2 separate regions of the Homo sapiens genome follow, and region 2 is linked to region 1. Evidence: read pairs that join two places in POLR2A ChIA-PET (ENCODE). Cell type or tissue: CD4-positive, alpha-beta T cell. All regions are shown on one strand.

Region 1 (4,000 bases):
GAACGACAGATGGATGAGAAAGAGAGAGGACTTTTCTGTGGTTCTGTGTGGTCCTTTCTTGGTTACACATTATTTTTGTGAAGTTTCACCTTGCACATCCGACATGGGTTGAATGACCAGAGTTCCTCTCATTGCCTAATTCCAGACAGTATTGGGATCTGGCAAGACTGGAGACCAGCTCTTCTAGCCCATAATTCAGCAGTGTTGGTGGCAGTGGGCGGGTGGGAGGATAATGCAAACCTCAAGACCCATCTATAAGGACCCAAGATTAGGACTTGGGTCCTTATCTTGAGATTTTACTGCTTTCCTTTCTTCCAATATAGCCTTGAATCCTGCCAGACCACCGCTAGTTTTGCCGTATCCAGCCAGAGCTTGACTAAACAGATGATAAAACCACAGGAAGAAAAGGAAGGCAGGAATATGGCATCAAAATACATGGTCTCGTAGCAGCCTCAGTGGCCAGAGCAGTTATTGGTATGATTCTGGCAGGTGACGTGGAACTCTAGCTTTGTCCCTGGAAGGATCAAGGCAAAATCCAGTGCTGCAGGGAATAGAAGAGGGCAGGGGCGCAGGCTGGCAGAGAGACCATGCCTCTCCCAGGACAACAGAAATAAGGACAATACTCTGATATTTACTGAGGACTAACAGGCGGGTGTCTGCCAAGCATATTATACACCTAGTCTCCTGTGATCCTCCCAACAACTCTGTGAGAAGGTAGGAGAGTCATCTTCACTTCACAGTAGAGGAAACTAGCTTATAGAGGTTATATTTTGGGCCCAAGGTCGTAGGGTATTGCACTCTGACCAGACAGGTTGGCTCATATTTTATCCTTAGATCCTTTGCAAAGAATCAATGCACTCTTTGGGCCAGAGTGATAAGAACTTTGTCACTTGCTGCAGAGGCATTCAGATTATTCCTAAGCTCTGAGAGAGCCCAGAAAATGTCCTTAAAGAAGCAGGAATGGAACTCCAGTGGCATCCTTTTCCTCCTTCTCCAACCCCACCCAAGGGGAAGCGAGGGAATCCCTTTTACAGTGATAAACAAATGCAGAACATATATTCCACCCAAAGGTTTCCAAGAAGTCAGTAGGAAATGACTGACTCCGGAACCCCAAAGTCACAGAGACTGTCCTCTGGACCCCGTGGCTGTGACCAGGAGATCTTTTCTACCTCTGGGTGCCTCGTTGTGTGACCAGGAGACCTTTTCTACCTCTGGGTGCCTTGTTGGCATCATCCAACCAGGGATGTCCAGCCCCATTTTCCAGACCGGCGGATGGGTGTGGCATTATAGGCACGTTATTTCTGTGGCATTCTTGCCAAAAATGCATAACCTGATGTGAGAAAACATCCTCCGGGCCCATGGCTGGCCTTCCCATAAGGGCCACAGAGACTTGATGCTGCTGGCAACTCTCCTAATTTTTAAGGAGGTTGAACTCTTTAAAGTTCTCCAGCTCTGAGCATCTGGCCCTTTCTGCCTCAGAAGGCAGATGTGGAGCCAGGGACCGCAGAGAGAGCTAAATATTTGGCTTCCTCTTTCTCTGAAGGTCTGTAGCATCATGTCTGGGCATGACCAAGATGAGTTTCAGGCAGTGGGGGCTGGTGTTTGCTAAAAGGAACTTAACAGGGGTGTGGGTGTGCAGTTCTCCCTCTGCCCAAGGTTAAGTAATAGTAACATCCTGTGTAAAGAGAATTGAATGTGGTTTTCTGCTAAACTTCAATGTTTTAGGGCTGTTTATTAGATGTGTTTAATCTTGGGCCAATTTAACCAGTAGCAGACTAATAAAATAACAGATTTGGGCTTGCTGCCAGGACAAATGTTGACTTACCCTTATAATGTTGACTAAAACGAGTAACTTTGAAAGTTATTGCAGAGTGAAACCTTAGCCAGAAATACAGCGTCTGAAACAGTGGTTTTGTTTTATTTTACTGGCTCTGCTTAGAGATTATGTTTGTAACCTAGGCTGCTGCCTGCTTCACCTCTCAGAGTCCTGTATTTTACTGAATTATTTCCCAAGGCTCTTTTTTTCAGCCCATAAACCTTCACTCAGCAAAAATGAATTTCCCCATGGCAGGCAAGTAGGAGAGGTTACTTTTCCAATGTGGGGGCAAAAACTCAGTGGTACCAAGAAGAATGAAGGTAATGACTTGCTTGAGTCTTCTCTCAGAAACAAAATGGTATGCCATGAACATTCACCCTCTCCAAATTTGTAGTAAAATTAATTGCTTCTCCCGGGTGTACCGGAAGAAATCCATCTCGCTTGCCGCCTACCCCCACCTTTCCTTCATTTTGCCATGCAGTTTATTACAAACACTAGAGAGCTATAGTATTTTGCTACCATGTGTTTTGGACTTGAAGGAAACAGGGGAGGCCAGGAGGAAATGAAGCTAGGAGGACTACAGAAATTGTCATAAAGTGTGATTTCTTTCTACCCCTGTTTTTTTAATTTGTGTTTTATAGGAAGCTGGTTTGGGCAGGGCCTCTGAGCATGGTTTCAGAGGCTCCTGCCAGCATTGTGTGAGCTCAGCCAACTGCCAACTGTCCTCCTTATACCTCTCCCTTATTCAAGGCTCCCCCGAAAGCAACCACCTCACAGGGAGACTTTGGCCAAGAAGCCATAGGTGCTGAATCTGCTTTTGGTGCTGACTGGCTCAGGCAGACAGAGCTTGATATACAGAGAATAAACGTCATCCCTCTAACATTAATATGTTCAGTTTTATGTACCTGAGAGTTGATGGTTTAATTTGTGGGTTTGCCCAGACTCTCTTGCGACTTCTCTCATCATCTGCTCTTTAGCACTTCCATGAGACGGGGCAAGAGATTGTTGGAGTCTCAATCCAGCAGCCCGAAAGCCTGTCTGCAGCTTGGGTTTGAGACTGAACTAACTCAGGGTGTTTTGTGGATTTTAGTTATCCAGGCTGTCCCTGTTCCCTCATTAACAAAAACAAAACAAACCCCAGCTTTTTTTTTTTTTTTAAGAAGGAAATTGGGATCTTTTCCTCATAGCACCTTATCTTAATATGGAGGAAAGAGTTGAGCCATTTTATCAAAAAGGAAATCAAATCCCCCTTGGATGCCTAATGTGAGGCAACTGGCAACCAAACTCACGGCCGGAGAAAACAAACACAAGAATGTGGCTTCCATGTTTGAGATTAGCCAAGACAAAGATAGCAGGGATGCCTCCCGGAACAGTTCCTGGTGGTTTGTCAAAGTCCACAAAGCTTGCAGTCCCTTTGTTGAAATCACTGATAAGCATACAAGAGGAAAATTATAGTTCTGAGTTTGAAGACCTTTTCTCACCTTGGGGGTTAAAAACCAATAATTCTGAAACACATTTGGCCTAATCAATGAAGTCAGGTTTCCGTTGGGATTTGGGCCTCATTATTTGTCTTTCATCTTCTGGGAACAGATGACACCAGGTCAGTTAGCTCTGTGCCAGGGGAAAAAAAGAACAGAAAAAATATTTCAATGGAAATTTTAGAATTAGGAACAATTATTTCATTATTATTATCTTTTTCTATTTCCAAAAAAATAAGATGAAGAGTCATTTGCAAGCTCCAAGGCAGCTCCCCTTTCTGTACCCACAGTCTTACTCCTCCTTTGCTCAGGCAGCTCTATGAAGGCCTCCTCAGTGCTGCATATGTGCCCTACGTTCCTGTGTTGTCCACCGCACCATGCCCTGCCTTCCAGCCACCCCACCTGCTCCTTCCTTGCCAGCTCCACCTGACACTGACTCTCTTGACTCTTTGTGGCTCAACCTTCTGATTCTCCCTATTCAGCTGGGAGACATTCCCCACAACAGTGACACCTGTATACTTCAATTAAGGCCACTTTGCACATACTGAGTAAACACTCCCTAAATTGGGCTAAGAAGAATGCACAAAGTCACAAAGTCCTCCAAACTATGTGTTAGTTACAAAGAGAATAATATTAACTTTACAGTGGAGAAATCCAGCAGACACCACCTGTGTTAGTTTCTTATGACTGCTATAACAAAGTACCA
Region 2 (4,000 bases), 190 kb after region 1:
AGAGAGGTAGGTTAATGGGTACAAACATATGGTTAGATGAAAGGAATAAGTTCTAATGTTTGATAGCAATAGTAAGGTGACTATGGTCAGCAACAATGTATTATATATTTCAAATTGGCTAGTAAACTTGAAATGTTCCCAACACAGAAATGATAAATACTCAAGGTGATAGATACCAGAATACTCTGGCTGAATCATTACGCATTCTACATATATAACAAAATATCATATGTATCCTATAAATATATAAAACATTATATATCAATTTTTAAAATCCATGAAGCATTAGTTTGGTGACTGTAGAAATAAGTTTTTATCAGCATACTGAAAGTATTATTTATATAAGTGAAGTGGAAATGTCAAATTTCCAATGCATTTCTCCCATCTCCCATTTGTACTGTCAAGTTCTACATGCCTTTTCTTCAACCCTAGGAGGGCTACTGGAGGAAATGGTATTAAAAAAAACTGAAGAAATAATCTCAGTGCTTAGCATAGTGCCTGTTAAGTAGCAGATGCTCTGCAAATGTCTGCTCACTGACTAAGCATAACATTAATGATGCCAAATTCATATATCAAAGGATTTGAAGAATTATGCAGATATTAAAGTCCCTTTAGCATTAGGCTAAAATCAGGACAGGAAGTTTTAATTTTAATTTTAGCCTCCTTTCTTATATTATGCATTAGATTTCTTTTTTTTTTTTGAGATGGAGTCTCACTCTGTCGCCCAGGCTGGAGTGCAGTAGCACAATCTCAGCTCACTGCAAGCTCTGCCTCCCAGGTTCATGCCATTCTCCCACCTCAGCCTCCCGAGTAGCTGGGGACTACAGGCGCCTGCCACCACGCCCAGCTAATTTTTTGTATTTTTAGTAGAGACGGGGTTTCACCATTCACAGGATGGTCTTGATCTCCTGACCTCGTGATCTGCCCACTCAGCCTCCCAAAGTGCTGGGATTACAGGCGTGAGCCACCGTGCCCGGCCATTATGCATTAGATTTCTTAGTCATAATTCTAGTTCAATCCCTATTCAAAGAATGAATTCTCATCTTAAACAGAACTCAGGAGAAATAAATTGATGAAAAAAAAAAAAACCAGTACTAACCTAAGACAACACAAATTCACATATACAACTTAATATATTAAAGACCTTCTGTACTGGAAGGCAGGTGGCTGTAGCATTTGATAAGCTAATTCTAATATTACAATGCCAGTTGTGGTAGGGATTGGATTCGTGACACAACTGGACAGGACCTATGCTGTAAAGTTTACATCAGAATTTAAATTTCCATTTACTTAGGTATATGTTCACCATGACTGTTACTTATTAAGGTAAAGAACAATGTTTAACAATGCAATACCTGATGCTCTAATTGTTTTTGTCGTCGTCTGTCTCGTTCCTCAATCTGAGCTGGGTCCAAGAGAGCAGTCATAGAACGGAGAAAGCTGGCAAGATACATACATTAGCTATTCAAAACCTCAAAAAGGTAGATTCAACAAGCTAAATCATTTTTGTTTGGGATAAATCTACTAATTATTTCTATTTCAAAGACAAATACCAAACCTGAAACCAATTAGACATAACAACAGTCTTACTAAAGCACACAGACTTTCTGAAAAGTCAATAAATACATAAGCATGAACTTACTTTGTTTTCTTACTGTTTGCCATAACCACATCCTTAATAGGTTTTGCTATATGCTCCTCCTCTGAAGGTTCAACCTGGCTTCCGGTTGTAGGTGTACAAACACTGCTGACATCAGCCAGCTCCTGAGTGTCAGGAGAGACACAGAAGTACTCAGGTTGTTTGTGTGTTGACTGAGAGAACAGCTGAGATTGAGAACCAGGATAACTCTTTAATGAATCAAAGTGCATTGCCCATCTGTCATGTTCCTCACCCTAATGATGACAAATAAGAATTGCTAAGAATTTTTCCAATTATTCTCATATATAATTCTAAATGACAACCAAAGATGATTTCTAAAAGTCACCTTAGAGCAGAATAAGCATCATAAAAATTAACAAGACTGTACTGTTTAGAGTCCTTATACATATAGATCACTAGCTTTGAAAATTTGAGAAATTCAAAGAATTAGGAAATTTCTAAAAAGTTGTAAGAAGCTATGCAACATCACATAATGCATTCAATGAAACAGGTTCACATGGGCAAATGTGGAATAAATGGAATATTCTGGTCTTGTCAAGAGTTTCAGAATACTTCTAGTTTTAATTGATTAAAGACTTTGATTTTATTTTTTCTTTTATAGCCACAAAACCTCATAAGTTACCTTTGAATATATAATTTTTTCCTCTATTTTTCTTTGACGGTCATCTTCTATTTGCTTATTCAACTCTTCAATCCATTTTCTTTGCAGTTCTTGTTTCACAGCACTGAAAGGGTGCTCCAGCAGTACTGTTTCCTAAACAACAGCCATAAAAGCCATCTAAAGTTCAGTTCTCTTTTTCTAATCACTTAATATGTGCAAATCTTGCCAAAGTAACATACAGATTTAATCCACTGAGGCATTTATCTGTAAGAGGAGCAATAACTTCAAACGAATTTGAATTCAAAGAATTAAGTAGATATATTCTGATTCTCAGAATCATATTTTAAATATACTAGATCAGAGATATATAATAAGATATCTAAGTGTAAGGGAAGGGAATTTTCTAATGAAAAACAGAAAATTCTTTCTCCAAAACAATTAAAAGACTTTCAAAATTCAGCTGGATGCAGCAGCTCATGACTATAATCCCAGCATGTTGGGAGGCTGACATGGGCAGATCACTTGAGCCCAGGAGTTCAAGGCCAGCCCCTGGCCAACATGGCAAAATCTCATCTCTACTGAAAAAAAAAAAAAAAATTAGCCAGCTGTGGTGGTGCATGTCTGTAATCCCAGCTACTTGAGAGGCTGAGACACAAATCACTTGAACCCGGGAGGTGGAGGTTGTAGTGAGCTGAAATCATGCCACTGCACTCCAGCATGGGCAACAGAGTGAGACCCTGTCTCAAAAATATTGTTTTTCAAAATTCTAAGTCTCTTTTAGAGGCTGAAAGAGTTATTAATTTAAAACAGATGAATATTGTTTTACATTTGGCTTTGGAATACAACATTTGGAATATTGTCTTTGGACCAAGAACAAGGAGAATATAGAAAGATGTGTGAGAGCAAGAGACTTTCCCTATTGAATCATGTCTCTCTCTAGGAGAACCTCTGTCTTCTAGGTTTCTGCTACTACAGCTCTATCACAGCCTATGATGTTTCAATAACAAAAATATACTGTGTCCAGAACGAGTCTTTGAATCTTAAGGAAAAAGTAAAAAATGAAAACAGTAGCATAAAAGTTTGCTGCCACTTTAATTGATGAGTTTAGGATACTCTTTTAAAAAAGGAAAAAAATATATTCTACTCAAATTCTTCTGAAATGCAACAGGCAAACAACAAAACATTTCATTACATGAAATAACTACAAGACATAATTAAGAAAAACTGTTTGACAGAATCCTACAATGACGATATACCTCACAATGTTACTTTCTTCCCTTGTTTTTACCAGAAAAGATCACAAAGCTCATAGTTTACAACTCACTGTTTTGATCAGAAGAAATATTTATACAAAAAGTAAAGATCCTTCTATCTCAGGTCCTCCTACATTCTAACCAGATTAAAAACCATCCAACTTATTTAAGTCTAAAACAATCACTTCAAAAGGAACATTATCTTTAGGTAAAAGATTTAACAATTTTTATACCTCAAGAAATGTTTTAGAGGTCAAAATGGGAAAAGAAAAACGAGCATTGTCCAACCTGTGGCCCAAGACAGCTTTGAATGTGGCCCAACACAAATTTGTAAACTTCCTTAAAACATTATGAAAGTGTTTTGCAATTTTTTTTAAGTTTATCAGCTATCACAGTGTTAGTTTATTTCATCTGTTGCCCAAGACCGTTTTTCTTCTTGCAGTGTGACCCAGGGAAGCTAAAAGAGTGGATGCTGTATATTTGTTT

The links. ChIA-PET counts read pairs that join two places held together with the same protein. Peaks named below come from ENCODE experiments on the same cell type or tissue, not always from the same donor. Only the 100,000 strongest peaks of a DNase experiment are listed, where the experiment ranks them.
Region 2: POLR2A ChIA-PET joins it to region 1 with 5 read pairs; 1 of 35 experiments calls an interaction of 5 or more read pairs at or near these places.

The regions. Positions count from the first base shown.
Region 1 is chr3:56,781,623-56,785,622 of GRCh38, reverse strand. The region is part of intron 1 of ARHGEF3 (Rho guanine nucleotide exchange factor 3); the gene reads left to right. Among named protein-coding and RNA genes, the nearest start is that of ARHGEF3, 18 kb to the left of the region's middle. RefSeq lists an enhancer at 1,420-1,819. In CD4-positive, alpha-beta T cell, no CTCF peak of the experiment used is centred here; DNase peaks (open chromatin) are centred at 1,572 and 2,602; H3K4me3 peaks cover 1,954 bases; H3K27ac peaks cover 4,000 bases.
Region 2 is chr3:56,591,384-56,595,383 of GRCh38, reverse strand. CCDC66 (coiled-coil domain containing 66) reads right to left here. Exons shown (of 18, transcript NM_001141947.3): 8 at 2,283-2,414; 9 at 1,643-1,893; 10 at 1,356-1,440. Among named protein-coding and RNA genes, the nearest start is that of CCDC66, 36 kb to the right of the region's middle. In CD4-positive, alpha-beta T cell, no CTCF peak of the experiment used is centred here; a DNase peak (open chromatin) is centred at 1,723; H3K4me3 peaks cover 875 bases; H3K27ac peaks cover 3,463 bases.